Linked DNA regions of Homo sapiens: region 2 is linked to region 1. Evidence: read pairs that join two places in POLR2A ChIA-PET (ENCODE). Cell type or tissue: Panc1. All regions are shown on one strand. Links, peaks and the distances in the headings refer to the core of each region. The heading gives the core; the rest is flanking DNA.

Region 1 (8,325 bases), core at 94-8,093:
TTACCTCCCTCACATGTACATTGTTTACTACAGCACGCGTCTTCCCATTGCGATGCCCTATTCATGAATGAGTATCTTTTTCTTCTAGGGAGCTGCTCTCTGTGTGTTATTTACGTTGATGGCATAATAGAGATGACAATGGCTCTTGGGAGGATCAAGTGGGGCAATGCATGTCAAATGCCTAGCACAGTGCTTAGCGTTCTTCTTTCTCTGTACGCTTACCCATTATAACGTTTGTTCCGCAATTTAACAACAACAAAGCCACTGGGTACCCACTCCTTAGAAGGCCCAGATGAAAAGAACAGACTGAGAGTAGGGGCAGGAGTGGAACATGCTTGGGGTGTGGGGATGCCCTGCAGATTGGAAAGGGCTCTGCAGGCTCTCGGAACAGGGTCTGTCTCTGTGCTGTGTCTGTGGCCTTCTCCGTACATTGCCCACAAAGAGTTTGCAGCGATCTTTCAAGGGACCAGTCACTCTCCAGGTCTCCTCTGTTCTACCCACCAGCATCCTTCACTTGGAGATCTGAGACACCTTCCCGGAGTGTGGAAAAAGAGAAACCACCACTCCAAGTCTGTCTTCTGGTTTGACCTGGGGCCAGGGCCTTAACCTCTCTCAGTTTCAGTTTATTTTGTTTGTTTTGAGATGGAGTCTCGCTCTGTTGCCCAGACTAGAGATTGTGCAATGGCACAATCTCAGCTCACTGCAACCTCTGCCTTCCTGGTTCAAGCGATTCTCCTGCCTCAGCCTCCCTAGTAGCTGAGATTACAGGTATGCGCCACCATGCCTGCTAATTTGTTTATTTTTAGTAGAGACGGGGTTTCCCCATGTTGACCAGTCTGGTCTCATACTCCTGGCCTCAAGTGATCCACCCGCCTGGGCCTCCCAAAGTGTTGGGATTATAGGCACAGCTTCCCTAGGGATTTTTCACCCCACCTAGAGATATTTATTGGCCGCTTCATATATGAAGGCAGCAGGGATAACTCAGAGGTAGACAAGACCAACCCCTCCCTGCCAGGAGCCAGCAGTCCCACGGGAATGGAAGAAGTGGCCCAGGTGACTGTGACCTCTCAGGTGTTTGCGGCGTGCTGGAGAGGTGGTCGGGGGAGTGGAGCCTTGAAGGAAAGATTGGTTTTGCTTTCTCCTCCCATGACGAAGCAGAGATGCCTGGCGTTCCATGGGCGTGGTCCCGCCCTGACCTTGTTCCACGTCCCCCTCCGGCTCCACCATCAAAATCAAGGACTGTGGATATTTCACATAAATGGGATCAGGCCACATGTGGCCTTTATACCTGGGCTTCCTTCACTGAGCGTGTTTTCAAGGTCCACTGGTGTCGTCGCGTGTGGCCATCGTGTGGATTCGTCACATTGGGTTTATCCATTCATCAGTTGGGTTCCTTCAACCTTTTGGCTATTTCGAATAGTTGCCATCACTGTTTCTTAAAATGTGACTGATGCTTTGTTGTCTGACTTCTCTGCTGGAACGGAAGTCTTCAGGGGGCTGGGGGTGGGAGGGGTTGGTTTTATTGCTGTCATATCCCTCAGGCTCATAGGTTGTAACAGGGAGCCCCCAGGGGATGCAGGTGGGCCGGTGAGAGGAGACACCCCCATCGTCATTGCAGAATGATCTCCTGCCCAGCACACCCCCTGCCGATCCTCCAGCAGCCCCATGCTAAGGAAATAACAGCCTCCCTACCCACCTCCCCCAGCCTTCCCCTCTGCTCTCTGCTCCCTAGAGTTCCTGGAATAAAGTCAAAGGAGACAGGAACAGGGCAGGTATCCACCTGCTCACTCTCTCCAATCAACTCTTTAGGGGCTTTTGCTATCAATGCAGCCCTGGAAGGGTATAGATCAATTCCCCTCACCTTTCCACCCTCCCACCCACCCATCCACCCACAGAAATCATTGCAGCTGGAAAACTGTTGGATGTGGAGAGTAAATCTGCAAATCTGAGTGATATGGACAAAAAGGCATTTGAAGTTCTTAGGAGGGGAATCGTGTAGCCTTGAGAGGCGTGAGGTAAAAATGGCTGTGGCTTGGACCCCGTTCCATGTGAGGAAGCCAGGGATCTTTTCTTTAGAAGTCTTGCTAATGTGGTATTTAAAAAAAAAAAATCAATGCCACATTGCCACGAATGGACGCATCTATTCCAGGTAGAGAAGGCTGTTGTCTGGGAAGCATACAGCAGCTATTATAAACACTGAAAGTCAGTTGTTTAGCCCCCATTCATGGGCACTCTCTGAGGACCAGGCACATGGGGCTTCTGAGAGCATAAGGGAGCTCTCCATTTAGGAGGAACCAGGTGATGAGCAAACAGGATCCATTGAGGCTCTGAGATAGACGCTTCCACCTGGCGTCCAACCCATCCCAAGAACTCTGATGAGCAAGTGCTTCCCATTTTGCAGAAAAGGAGACTGAGATTCAGAGTGGAGAAGTGAGCACCAAGCTCATTCAGCCCATTTTACAGACAAGGAGACTGACATTCAGAGTGGAGAAGTGAGCACCAAGCTCATTCAGCCCATTTTACAGACAAGGAGACTGACATTCAGAGTGGAGAAGTGAGCACCAAGCTCATTCAGCCCATTTTACAGACAAGGAGACTGACATTCAGAGTGGAGAAGTGAGCACCAAGCTCATTCAGCCCATTTTACAGACAAGGAGACTGACATTCAGAGTGGAGAAGTGAGTGCTCAGCCCACTCAGGTCTCCAGGGCCAGAGCAGCCAGAATGGGTGCCAAAAAAGAAAAAAGAAAAATTGAATAAGACCTACTATTTGATAGCACAATAGGGTGACTATAGCCAACAATAACTTAATTGTACATTTTAAAATAACTTAAAGAGTGTCATTGGATTGTTTGTCACTCAAAAGATAAATGCTTGAGGGGATGGATACCCCACTCTCCATGGCGTGTGTATTTCCTATTGCATGCCTGTATCAAACATCTCATGTACCCCACAAATATGCACACCAACCACGTACCCAGAAAAATTAAAAATATAAATAAGGCCAGGCATGGTGGCTCACGCCTGTAATCCCAACACTTTGGGAGGCAGAGGCAGGCGGATCATTTGAGGTCAGGAGTTCAAGATCAGCCTGGACAACATAGCGAAACCTCATCTCTACTAAAAACACAAAAAATTAGCTGGGTGTGGTGGCATGCACCTGTAGTTTCAGCTACTCGGGAGGATGAGGCACGAGAATCGCTGGAACCTAGGAGGCAGAGGCTGCAGTGAGCTGAGATCATGCCACTGCCCTCCAGCCTGGGAGACAGAGTGAGAAAAAATAAAAAATAAAAATAAACTTAAAAATAAAAGAAAATAAACCCTCCAAGAATTCTGAGCTCCGCCTACTACGCCATGTCCTCCCTGGAAGGAAGAGGCAAGATTTTCCCTTTCCAAGCCCTGAAACAGCTGCACTGACCACTCCCATTCCAGGGACCAGGGTCTGAGACATCTGGGTGGCTGTCTGCCAGGCAGACCCCGTAAAATGGGACAGCCCACCCTGCTCCTGCCACGTCAGGCCACTGGGATGGGAAGCTCTAAACAGCCCCCGCCCCCCCAGGCTGCAGCTCGAGGAGGAGCGAAGCCTCTTTCCTTGCACTAATTTGCAGTGCAGTGTGCTGTCTGCCTCGTGGGCACATGGAACGTATATAAATTACCCCGCCAGGACGATTAACTGTTTGTCCAGGCTAATTGTCAGTATTAAATCTCGCTCAGTCACAGTTTTAAAGCTTAATTTAAATTCTCTATCTTTAAGAAATCCATACTCCCTCCCACCACGGGAGAAAAAATAGATTTAATGGGTTTAGTCCATTTCCGTTTGTAGCAACCCAAGTTATAATTAGGCATGTGCAAAGCGGATGTTTCGGCGGGCGGTGAGCCTGCAGACCTGCTCCTCTCCTTCCCGGCAGGGCCGGTCCTGGTGGGGAGTGCCCTTGTCTTTGCTGCCCTAGATAAATTTCTGAATTAGGAGTTATTGCTCAGAGACCCCTGAGCCTCCATGGCAGCCCCTCCCGATTATGGCATTAATCTTGTCAATGTGCTTAAAGGTGGAGAAAGAATTCATCCTCAAAGGTGGAAGGCACAAGAAAGCAGCCAGGAAACCCCTCTGCCCAGGAGCCAAGAGCTCGGGGGAGCCATGGGATGCAGGCGGATGGGGGGGCTTCCCCTCATGTCTTCCTGAGACCACTGCCCCGCCAGATGCCCCCTTGCCCTGAAGGCTGATGCTGCCACTGCAGCTTATCAGGAGTGAGGACCCCTCCTTCCTCTCCTCTTTCTTTCTGTTCCCAGATACCCGCTTAGAAGCAGGTTGGAGCCAGGAAAATGCAGACAACTAAGGCATAGATGTAGAGGATGCAAACTGAACAAAGCTACTGAAAGCCCCCACACTCATCCCCCTTAATGTCCTAGGGGGAACTGAGACTCAGAGAGAGGCGTGACTTGCCCAAGGGCACACAGCTGGCCTGGGTTGCAGCTGAATCCCAGGGGACTTGGCACCCATTGCCTTGCTACACATTCATGACCAGGGTGAGGTGCAATTCCTTGTTCAAGGGACACGCTTGGAAGAGGAATCTTCATCGCCCTTCCTAATTCTATGCATCATCAACACCAGGGCACGTATGTTTACGCTCATTGTCCCTCACTGGGCTTGCCCCATGCAGAGGGTGGCCTGGGGGAGCAGAGATGGCAGGGAGGGCAGCTGGAAGTCCAGGTCAGAGAGAGGAGAGTGTGACCAGGGTGGCAGCAGGAGGCATGGAAAAGACGGATGCATGGAGAGGGGTGAAGAGCGTGGGAACCAGGGCTGGGGCTGCCCAGACCTGGGCACTGGGGAGGGCAAGGGAAGCGTCAGTGACAACTCCAGGGTCTGAACCTGCGGGGTGAGGAAGCAGGTGGTAGCAGTGACTGCCCGGGAGTCTGAGGAGGGGGCTGGTTAAGTGGGGAAGGTGAGCGTGATGCCAGGTGTGCTGGCTGCAGGGGACAGAAGGTGTGCAGGGCTCTCCCCGGGGCCCCTAGGCTCCTGAAAGGCGGTGCCCTAAGCATCGGCTCCATCTCGTTGTCCCTACCCCCGTCCCTACCCCCGTCACAGTGGCCGGCAAGGGCCCAACACTTAGCAATTGTCAAAGAATCGGCAGACGTGTCCAGTGGGAGCTGAGGCAGGGACAGGGACATCAGGCCCACGTGTTGAAGGCGTGGGCCTCCCACACCACTGCCCTCAGTGTTGTGTAACTCAAAAACCCATGTGTAACTTTTGACTCTCCTAAAACTTAACTACGAATAGCCTGCTGTTGACCAGAAGCCTTACTGAGAACAGTCAATGAACACATATTTTGTATGTCATTATGTGTATTTTATTTTGTAAGTTATATGTTACTGCATTCTTATGATAAAGTAAGCTGGAGAAAAGAAAATGTTATAAAGAAGATGATAAGGGACAGAAAACATATTTACTCATTAGGTGGAAGCGGATCATCATAAAGGTCTTCACCCTTCTTGTCTTTACATTGAGGAGGCTGAAGAGGAGGATGAGGAGGGGTAGGTCTTGCTGTCTCGCAGGTGGCAGAGATGGAAGGAAATCTGTGCATAAGTGGACCATGCAGTTCAAACCCATGTTGTTCAAGGGTCACCTGGAGTTGAGGAAGGTGCCGTCTTTCTCCCAAGGCCCAGGGTTTTCTTTGCAGAGAGCCTCGTGATTTAGCCCTCTGGAGAGGAGGGAAGCGAGGCCAAGCTTAGCAGTGTGTCATGGATGTGTTGTTTGGGCCCCAGGGCATGAGTCACCTGCCCTAGTTTTTTTTTTTTTTTTTTTTTTTTTTTTTTTTTTGTAAAGGTCCTGCTGTTGGGTGGATTCATATTTTCGGTATCAGCCTGGGAGATCCTGAGTGCAGGATGTGGTTCTGCCCCTCTGGTCCCTGTTCTGTTGTGTGCATTTGTGTACACGTGCACCCACCTCCCCTTCTTCAAGGTGCTTGCCCTTCCGCCACCCGATGCCCAACAGGGACCCAACTTAAGACACACACAATTATTTCTGCAGGTCCCTTGAGCTCAAAGTCACCCGAATGTGAGCTGGAGTGAATGCAACCAAGCAGTCCCAGCAACACAGACTGCCCTGCTGGATGCCAGCATGACTGGGAATTTCACTCCCCCACTGACGGGGGAGCCTGGGGGTGTTCATGTGTGTTTTCCTCGGTGGTGTGAAGAAAGTCATTTGGTCCTGTAACGGCTGCCCTGTCACGGTGGGAAGTTAGAAAACAAACTTGGCAATCACACCCACCTTGACTTCCCAACCCTGCGAGAGAGCTTCACAGCAGGACCAGGAGAACAGTTCTTGGGACCTTTCTCTTTCCACCTGTTTCATCTCACACTGCTGCCCCTGCTTCTGTGACCTGCAGCAGTCTGCAGGGTTTGAACCCTTGATCTGCCAGAAGCCCACCCCAGGGCTGGGACCAACTTGCTCTGCTGCCAGTCCCACCCCCCCTGGCACAGGGACACATGGATGGGGACGTAGATGGGTGCTGACTGGTCATGAATGACCTCCAGAACAGGAACAGAGGAGGGTTTTTCAGTGGGGCGGCCCCAAGGTGCCAGCGCGGGGAAAAGTGGCTGCCCGGCCATTAGGTAGATGTATTATTTGTCCTCAAAGGTCTGCGCAGGATCCTGGGCCAACTGGGGCAGCTCTCAGGCTGGGCTTTGCCAGATCGGAGAGCAAGGCCCCCAGGCTGCTCCCACATGGAATGCACGCTAAGGCATCCTCCCTCCTCCGCTCTGTAGCCTTTCACAGAAAAACAAAAAATCAAACCTGTTCTCGTCTCTATCAAAGCTCACGTTGAAGATGACAGTGTTTCTCATTTCCTCGACTCTCTCTGAAAATATGTGAAATTAGGGGAAATGAAGAGAAGAAATTGAAATAACAAGTGAGGCTGGAGAAGAACCAGCCTCAGAAACAGAGGTGCCTGGAGAAGGAGGAGGGTGGGTTGTGGGAGGAGGAGGAGAGGAAACTCAGGGCTGGCGATTTCGGATGAGGCAGGTGCTGGCTCTCAGGAGGGAGAGAAGCCTGCGGTGGAGACAGCATCCTCGTCTGCCCCCTGGGAAGCGAGGGAAGGACCTTGGCCGAGGGGGACCTAGGAGCATGAAGAGCAGGAGAAAGCAGGGGGGTGCCTGATATGGTTTGGCTCTGTGTTCCCACTCAAATCTCATCTTGAATTGTAATCCCCTCATGTCAGGGGAGGGACCTGGAGGGAGGTGACTAGATCATGGGGGTGGATTTCCTTCATGCTGTTCTCGTGAAAGTGAGGGAGTTCTCACGAGATCTGACGGTTTAAAGTATGACACTTCCCGCCTCACTCTCAATCTCTCCTGCTGCCATATAAGACATGCTTTGCTCCCCCTTTGCCTCCATCATGACTGTAAGTTTCCTGAGGTCTCCCCATTCATGCAGAACTGTGAGTCCATTAAACCTGTTTTCTTTATAAATTACCCTATCTCAGGTAGTTCTTTCTAGCAGTGTGAGAACGGGCTCATACAGTGCCACCATCCTATCCAGCATCCCCTTTCTTCCCTGGCTCTTGTAGCTGCCCTGTGGGTGCTCCCCACTCACCTTCTTCCCAGAGGAGCCCTCTAGGGAGGGGTGCAGTCTGCAGAGCCTCGACACCCCACCCAGCTCCCAGCCCACGCAGAAGCTTGGGAACACCAGAGATGGCCACTCTTGCCCCAGGAGGATCCCCCACCCCTCAGGCAGTCTCTGCTCTGGGCTCCCACCTGCCGACTGGGGCTTTCTGTGAGGCTCTTCCTCCCAGGCCTCCTTCCCTCCCCACTCCCTGCACAGGCTGGTCCTGCATCATGGAAGGAAACTCTTCCTGCTCTCTTTCCTTTCTCCTTCACAGACATTTCCCTGCAACAAGTCTCATGGACATCCAATTCATTCCTGGCACCTGCTTCTCAGAGGACCCAAACCCACAACCCCTTGTGGCTCAGAGCAAGTGGCTCCTATGGGCCTCCCCGCCCTGACTCCCTTCCACTCCCAGCAAAGGGCCTTGCTCTCATCAAGCAGCCCAGCTTGCAGCCCACCTGAGAGCAGCTTAGCCCCTATCAGGCTCCCAGGGGCCCTGCCAGGGTGGGATAAGGCAGGTGGGGCAGGAGGGCTTTTAAGGCAGGGACAGATGTGACCCCTGCCTCCTACTCTGGCTTCAACAGGTCAAAGGTGCACACATGGGGAGGAAAAGCCCTTTTCTGCACCTGAGGGCACCTCCCGGGTCCTGGGCTGCCAGCTCCATCTTCTGCGCACCAGGAGTGAGGAGCATCAACCACACCGGGCCCCAGGAGGTGGCTGCCTGGC
Region 2 (8,325 bases), core at 137-8,136, 380 kb before region 1:
CTTCCATTTTTTCAAGCCCCACAGCTGTGGTCCATTATGGCAGCCACAGGACACTGATGCACCTCCCACCTGGCCGCTGTGGATGGACGACCCCGCCCGCAGGAAGTCTCCCTCAAGCACTGCAGGTGTCTCTGCCCTCACAGGGGACGCCTGCACAAGTAGGTGTGAAAAAAGGGCCCTGTGGGGGCAAGGCCTGGGCTGGTGCTCGCTGCCTCCCTTCATCCTATGCTAGTTCCCATGCCTCTTCCGGCAGGAGTGCCTGGCTCCACCTGGTGAATCAGAGCCAAACTCTCCTGACAATTGGCTGTCACTTATTTAACTGCCACCATCCCCAGGAGACAGAAAATGCCAGAAGGGTGGGGCCTGTGCAGTGCCTCCTCGCTATTTCCCCAGGGCACCGTGCCACGTTGCCTCAATGCACAGAGTAGCTGCTCAAAGTGTGTCGGACGAACAGGTGCCCCATGCCCAGCCATGCAGACAAAAGTGTGCCACGTGGAGGGAGCTGGTCGTGGAAGAGACCACCAGCATCTTGGCTGCCCGAGGACCTTGCCCCTGGGCTCTTGCAGGCACCCCTAGTTCATTACTTCCTCTCTCACCCATAGCTACCCACTCTTCCTCTATTTCTCTGATATCAGCCTTGCCACCCACCCAGGTTTGCAAGCAGGAAATCTCAGAGTTGACCTTGACCTCTGCCTCCCCAGCACCCCCAGGTCTCAACAGGCTGCCAAGATCTCATCAACTCGCCCTCTGCATACTGACCCTTGGACAGGCTGCCCCGGTCACGGTCATGTCTTGGTTGGGCCTCCATCATCCCTCCTTGGACCAGCAGGTGCCATCCTCCCCACCCCTGCCCTGCTGTGGCTCCTTCCCCTCCACGGCCAACATTTAGAGGACGATTACCACTTCCCTCCCTGTGTGCTGGGGACCGGGTGATAGGATCCCTCCACCCGATCATTTCCATTAGACCTGGGCCGGGTCTTCTTACTCATAGAGCCCTTAGTTTCCGCCCCCAAAGCCTCGAGGGTGGATTCGTGCTGCCGCCCAGCCTGGCCCTGATACCGCTTTCCAGCCTGGAGCCCCCTGCTTCTGCGCTCCTGGCTCTGAGTGCTCGGGCCCCCCCTGGATGGGTTGCCACTTGTCCTCTGGAAAGCAGGGCTTCCATGCTCCTGGACCTCCTAGCTGACTCAGTGACTTTGGGCCATCTTGTCACACCCCTTCTATCAGCTTGGCCTTGGTTATTTCTGTGTCCTCCATAGCCTCGGACCAGAGCCACGGCGGGATGCTTTCCTGGTGCGTGGCAGGCAGTCAGGAAATATTGCTGGACTGACCTTGATAGGAGATGCTTGGGAGAATTGCCCAAAAAACTAGCTTAAAATGCAAATATTGGCCTTCTTTTGCGTTGGCTAAAGAGTAGCATTTCTCCGTTTGCCTCCCGGGTAAGAAATTGATGGCGAATGCAATGTCTCTAGGGAGGAGAAGAAGGTGACAAAAAGGGTCTGTATAACGGGGCACACGCTAGGCATTTGTGACTATTTAAGTTTAAATTATAACATAAATGCGAAACTCTTTGCCTTGGTAGCCCTTCCACATTGCAAGCGTTCACTGCCACATGTGGCTGCCATATTGACTACGGCAGATACAGAACATTGACATCATTGCGGAGAGTTCTATGGGGGGGCGCTGGTTTAGATCATCTTCACGTTGGATCCACAAATTCATTGTTTATCCAGTGAACGGTTACTGGGCACCTACTGAGCAAGCAGGATGAAAGACACCCGCTCTCGGGGGAGTCTTCCGTTGGCTGCAGAGAAGCTTAAACTCAGGGGACCTGGGGCAAACTCTGCAAGGGCCCTTGGCCTCTGCACCCCCAGACCTCCCTCGCTCTGCAGGGGCAGTCGGGGGCCCCCTCTAGGAATGGAGCGCCAGCTCCAGCTCCTGTCAGGCTACAGCCCAGATGGTTGGCTGAGCACGAGCATGTGAGAGTGGAATTGGGCCCAACCGGGCTGCTTCTCCCCGTTGTCTTGGTTTCCTTCCACGCTGACCTGGAAGGACTCCTAAAGCAACAGGCCTGCCCAGGCGGTTTGCACCAGTAAACCCTGCAGCGGCCCCAAGGGCAGAGATAGCTGGATTGTATTTATTTAGGAACAGCCAAAGTCTGAGGCACAATAAAAAGTGGAGAAAGATTCCAGAGAGGAATGCAGCTGGCCTCAGCCTGGGAATCCGTCTTGCTTGGGAGGCTGTAGGCGGGCCAGGCTGGGGCCAGCCTGGAGGGTCTTGGCTGGCTCTGCTGGCAGGTACAGTAGCAGGGTCAGCAGGAGGGAGTCCAGGACGGAGCTCCTTCATTTTTAATTCAGGGAAGCAAACTTCAGTGGTTGAGTCTGAGGATGAGCAGGAAATGAATGGAAAAGTCTTTTTTTTTTCTTTTTTCTTTCTAGGCAGGGTCTTTCTCTGTCCCCCAGGCTGGAGTGCAGTGGCACAATTATAGCTCACTGCAGCCTCAACCTGCCAGGCTCAAGGGATCCTCCTGCCTTAGCCTCCTAAGTAGCTGGGACTACAGTTGTGCGCCACCATGACTGGCTAATTCTTAAAAGAAATGTTTTCAGGCTAGGCATGGTGACCCATGCCTGTAATCCCAGTACTTTTGGAGCCGAGGTGGGAGGATCACTTGAGCTCAGGTGCTCCAGACCAGCCTGGGCAACATGACGAGACCCCGTCTTGACTAAAAATACAAAAAGTTAGCTGGGCGTGGTGGTACAGCCCTGTAGTTCCAGCTACCCGGGAAGCTGAGGCTGCAGTGAGTTGTGATCACGTCACTGTCCTCCAGCCTGGGCAAAGGGAGTAAGGCCCTGTTTCAAAAAAAAAAATTTTTTTTTTTTTTGAGGTGGAGTCTTGCTCTGTTGCCCAGGCTGGAGTGCAGTGGCATGATCTTGGCTCACTGCAATCTCTGCCTCCCAGGTTCAAGTGATTCTCCTGCCTCAGCCTCCCAAGTAGCTGGGATTACAGGCATGAGCCACTGTGCCTGGACTTTTTTTTTTTTTTTTTTTTTTTGTAGAGATGGGATTTCTCTATGTTGCCCAGGCTGGTCTTGAACTCTTGGCCTCAAGTGATCCTCCCACTTTGGCCTCCCAAAGTGTTGGAATTACAGGTGTGAGCCACCACACCCAGCAGGAAAAGTCACTTTTTAAAGCGAGAGGTTGTGCGTCCTCTATAGCTTGGCGCTCATCAGCATGGAGGATTTACTGGAACGTGTGTTAGGTGAGGGGACATGGAAGATGGCAGCAAATCCGAGCCCAGAGCATCAGAAAGCATGCTTTCAGCCAAAGATGCGTTCTCTCCACCTCCGCGCAGCACCCTTCCCCAGTGTGTACTCCTGGAGCAAGGTGGGGCCGATCCTACGAAGACCCTTTCCCGAAGGCCCCTGCTGCCCACATCAGTGTCACCTGGACCGCCTGCTCCCTTTTCTGGATGGCTGGACCAGCCCCAGGGCCTCCTGGCCTGGTGTGGGGAGCACAGTCCACCCTGGGGAATGCCTGGTATGTGTCCCCTCCCCACTGGGTACCAGGGGATGAAGCTGTGCTTCGTGGAAGGGGACAGAGGCGCTGGTGCCCAGGATGGTGCACCTGGGGCGGCTGAACTGGACCTGGCTCCTACTGGGCCCCTGTGGAGCCCAGATTGTTGTGAGAAGGGGTGGGGAAAGGCAGGTGATCCGCACCTTTCACTTTTGTTTCACATGGGAACAGGGGCTTATCCTGCACACATATTCAGTTTGGAGTATGAATTTCCATGAAGAGGAAAATCTCTATTAGGCTCTGATGTCAGGATTGTCCGTGAGGGCCGGGCCGTGTTCTGGGGCAAGGACAGGAGTGGAGGGGGCAACCAGGGAAGGCTTCCTAATGGAGGAGGCATTTGATAGCATCTTGAAAAAGAAGCAGTTCCTAGGCCAAGCCAGAGACTGAAGAATGACCACCTAACTTCTTTTTTTTTTTTTTGAGATGGAATCTCGCGCTGTCGCCCAGGCTGGAGTGCAGTGGCGTGATCTAGGCTCACTGCAACCTCCACCTCCCAGGTTCAAGCAATTCTCCTGCCTCAGCCTTCTGAATAGCTGGGATTACAGGCATGCGCCACCATGCCCAGCTAATTTTTGTATTTTTAGTAGAGACGGGGTTTCACCATGTTGGTCAGGCTGGTCTGGAACCCCTGACCTTGTGATCCACCTGCCTCGGCCTCCCAAAGTGCTGGGATTACAGGCATGAGCCACTGCACCCGGCCACGACCACCTAACTTCTTTCTACAAGATGCCCCCTGGCTGACGCAAAGCAGGTTGAGTGAGTGTGACACTTCCTTCCTGTCTGTGGGTTCCGGCCTTTCCAGAGCCCGGCCAGTGCTATTGGAGACAAAGTGGCCTTCGCTCTTCCTTCCCGCCCTGCCAGGCCCAGCCTGTGCCGCTGAGCCCCACTTTGCAATTAAGAGGAGCTGTGAACCAGTGATGCTGATGTCGCAGAAAAGTGGCCAGGGGTCTATGGGGGGTGAAGGACAGGGATGCCGCCCTGAGAACTGTCTGGAAGGGGCTTTTGGGTAACAGTGCCCACTCCAGGGTGTGGGCAGGCTGGGGTGGCTGGGAGCTGGGCTCATAGGCTGGCACAACCAGAGTTTCCCAAAGCCGTGGGCCTGAGGGCCCTGCCTTCCTGGGACAGCAACCTTTGGTCCAATTTGGGAAAAGGTGGGTTAAACCAAGCCCGGCTCCCTCACTGTAGGATTACTCAGTGCGTTTAGTATGCAAATGTGCCTCTGAATCTAAGACAGGACCACAGAAACCTCTTCAGTGTTCCTCTGGAGGGAGGGACCGCGGGGGATCCACCGCAGGGGCCTGGGTCTGCACTGGCCTGGTGAAGTGCCCCCTTAGTGCTTACACCATGCGCGGTGAGAGGTTGGCCCTCGCCTCCCCCACCCTCTGCTGGCCTTACCTCACCACCTCTGCACTCGCCTCCCAGCCGGCTCATGACTAACTCCTGCCTCTTCAGAGCCAATCGGTGCTGCCAGGTTTTCCATTTCAAGTGATCCCCCGCCTGGGCCAAAATGTTTGGATTTTCAGGCACGGAGGGGAGATGGACCTCAGGCCAAACCATGCTGGGTAAAACTGAGGGTCAAGGCTGTGCTCAGCAAGTGCTCCAGCCCTGGCCGTCAAACCCATAGTGTGCACAGCGTGCAGGAGGTGGCTGGGTGAATGAACTCAGTCATAGCCCGGCCCCTCACTCGGGGCTGTTCCCAAGTTCCCACCGCCAGCCAGGCTGGGTCAGAGCCTCGTGGGGCCTTCCTGGGCTTCCCTGCCCCACAGCAGGAGTTCGTATGGAGAGTCTCGAGTGAGGTTAATGGGTTTTCTTCCTCTTCTTTTTTTTTTTTTTTAATTTGAGACAGGGTCTCACTCTTTTTACCCAGCCAGGGTGCAGTAGTGCAATTATAGCTCACAGCAGCCTCGAACTCCTGGCTTCAAGCAATCCTTCCGCCGCAGCCTCCCAAAGTGCTGAGATTACAGGCACGTGCCACCTTGCCCAGCTGGGGTTTCTGCTTTTTACTTTTTCTCTTGTTTCTAAACTCAATACAAAGAAAGATATTACATTTATAATCAGAAAAACCAACAAGGAATATTATTTCAAAATTGGAAAAGGGATTAAAGAAACAAACCAAGAAACCTCTGCGATTCCTGCCCATCGGAGTCAGTGGTTGTTAGTGGTTGGCTTAACACAATGTTTTAGGAAGAAATAGAATAACAGAAAGCAACTCCAGTGAGCTGAGCCCTGGCTCCGTCTGTGGCGCTGCATCAGTTTCCTGCAGCTGCTGTAACGAGTGGCCACAAGCTGGCTGGGTCACAACAACGCCCAGCCATCCTCTCACAGCTCTGCAGGCCACACATCCGAGATCAGGGTCACCAGGCTGAAATCAGGGTGTCCACTGGGCATAGCCCTCTGGAGGCTCTAGGGCAGGGGTTCCCAGCCCCGTGTGTCCTATTAGGAACTGGCCTGCACAGCAGGAGGTGAGTGACTGGCAAGCGAGCGAAGCTTCATCTGTATTTACAGTCACTCCCCATTGCTCGCATTACTGCCCAAGCTCTGCCTCCTGTCTGATCAGCCATGGCATTGGATTCTTATAGGAGAGTGAACCGTATTGTGAACGGCACATGTGAGGGATCTAGGTTGCGTGCTTCTTATGAGAATCTGATGCCTGATGATCTGTCACCGTCTCCCATCACCACCAGATGGGACCGTCTGGTTGCAGGAAAATAAGCTCAGGGCTCCAACTGATTCTACATTATGGTGAGTTGTATAATTATCTCATTATATATTATAATAATAATAGAAATAAAGTGCACAATCAATACAACGTGCTTGTGGCCGGGTGCAGTGGCTCACACCTGTAATCCCAGAGTGAAACTCTGTCTCAAAAAATAAAAAATAAAGGCCAGGCACAGTGGCTTATGCCTGTAATCCCAGCACTTTGGGAGGCCAAGGCTGGCGGATCACGAGGTCAGGAGTTCAAGATCAGCCTGGCCAATATGGTGAAACCCCGTTTCTACTAAAAATACAAAAATTAGCCGGACACGGTGGCAGGCGTCTGTAGTCCCAGCTTCTTGGGAGGCTGAGGCAGAAGAATTGCTTGAACCCAGGTGGCGGAGGTTGCAGTGAACTGAGATAGTGCCACTGTACTCCAGCCTGGGTGGCAGAGCGAGACTCTGTCTCAATAAAATAAAATAAAATAAAATAATAAATATAATACACTTGAATCATCTCAAAACCATCTCCCCACTCCCTGGTCTGTGGAAAAATTGTCTTCCCTGAAACCGATCCCAGGTGCCAAAAAGGTTGGGGGCCACTGCCTTCATCGCCTGCCCCTTTGAGCCTCTGGTGGCTGTGGGTGTCCCTTGGCTTGTGGCTGCATGGCCCTTACCTTCAACACCAGCATCTACAGATCTCTCCGGGCCCCATCTCCACTTGGCCATCCCTGTCTGTGTCAAATCTCCCTCTGCCCCCGTCTTGTATGAGCACCGAGACTGCCTTTAGGGACCACCTAGACCATCCAGGGTGCTCTCGCCACAGCAAGATCTGCAACTGAATCACAGATGCAAAAACTCTTGTTCCAAACAAGGTCCCATTTGCAGGTCTAGGGATTAGGACATGCTATCCCTGGGGCCATTATTCAGCCTTCTCTCGTGACTATGATCCCTCCCTTCCTCCCCAGCCTCCCACCTCGGCTGAGATGCTGTCCCCACCTCCCTCACTGTCTGGCTGCCTGTGGGGCTGTCCTCCAGGCTCTTTGGGAGGAGGTGGTTGCTTGATGTCTCCCAGAAGGCTGGGAATGGTCCTCCCCACCCCCCAGGAAGATGTCCTTTCTGCCAAGGAGATTGCATTTGGGGTCCTATCCCAGGCAGAGAGCGGACGGGACTGTGGCCTGAAGTGGCACTTCAGGGCCTTTGGCTCTGTCATCTAGCCGAGGGCTGTGCATGGGCCTCACCTGGTCACAGGTAACTCACCTGGCTCTGTGGGGCAGGGATTGTAAACTCAGAGGCCTGCGGGGTGTGTCGAGGTAGAGGGGTGCAAATATTGTAAATTTGTTGGGGGCCTTGGGGAGCAGCACAGACTGAAAAGTGTTTTGTCTGAAGAGCAGAACTGTCTTATACCAGCCCTGTGCGGCCAGGCAGGAAGGCTTCCGTGGTGCGGCCACGCGTCCTCCCTTTCTCAACAGAAGCTGACAGTCTGGAGTTTTCAGAGAGATTGCCTGAGTTCTCAGCCTTGGCACAAACACACATTCTCTTTAAACAGGCTTGGGCCAACAGAACCAGCCTCCGTGTCTCGGGTTTGAATGAACCCTTGAGGTGAAGCTTAAAGACAGAGAGGATGCCCCTGATTCCCACCCCAGGGACCCACATTGTAAACCCCCACCTGCTCTGCTGAGCCCTTGGCCTCAGCATGGACCCTGACCATGTGCTGGTGGGGACCCCCCAGGTAAGTAAGCAGCCTCTGAGGACCCCGGATGAACAGTGGGGAACAGCACTGATCCCCCAGTGGGGCCCCGAGTTCCCGGAGAGGAAGACTCGCTCCCTCCCAGGGGACGGCTAGAGACTCACTGACTCATGCGTGTGTGGTAGGAATCTTCCAGGAAGTCCCCGTCCCGTTCGCCCTCTCTGCCTGGGCGGGGACGGCAACTGCCTCTGTCACTGCAGACTAATGGGACGGAGGGGGGTGACTTCTCAGGGTTCCTCCTGGGCAGGTGCTCCGGAACCTTTTCTCAGCACGCTGGCCTGGGGCACGGCCGTTCCTCCTGCCCAGCCAC

What was found. Peaks named below come from ENCODE experiments on the same cell type or tissue, not always from the same donor. Only the 100,000 strongest peaks of a DNase experiment are listed, where the experiment ranks them.
Region 2: POLR2A ChIA-PET joins it to region 1 with 11 read pairs; 2 of 35 experiments call an interaction of 5 or more read pairs at or near these places.

The regions. Positions count from the first base shown.
Region 1 is chr17:77,686,934-77,695,258 of GRCh38, forward strand. No RefSeq gene overlaps it. Among named protein-coding and RNA genes, the nearest start is that of LINC01987, 37 kb to the right of the region's middle. RefSeq lists enhancers at 3,635-4,514, 4,515-5,393. In Panc1, for the core only: no CTCF peak of the experiment used is centred there; no DNase peak of the experiment used is centred there; H3K27me3 peaks cover 4,199 bases.
Region 2 is chr17:77,311,317-77,319,641 of GRCh38, forward strand. The region is part of intron 2 of SEPTIN9 (septin 9); the gene reads left to right. Among named protein-coding and RNA genes, the nearest start is that of SEPTIN9-DT, 34 kb to the left of the region's middle. RefSeq lists enhancers at 3,037-3,872, 5,545-6,380. In Panc1, for the core only: no CTCF peak of the experiment used is centred there; no DNase peak of the experiment used is centred there; H3K4me3 peaks cover 1,912 bases; H3K27ac peaks cover 8,000 bases.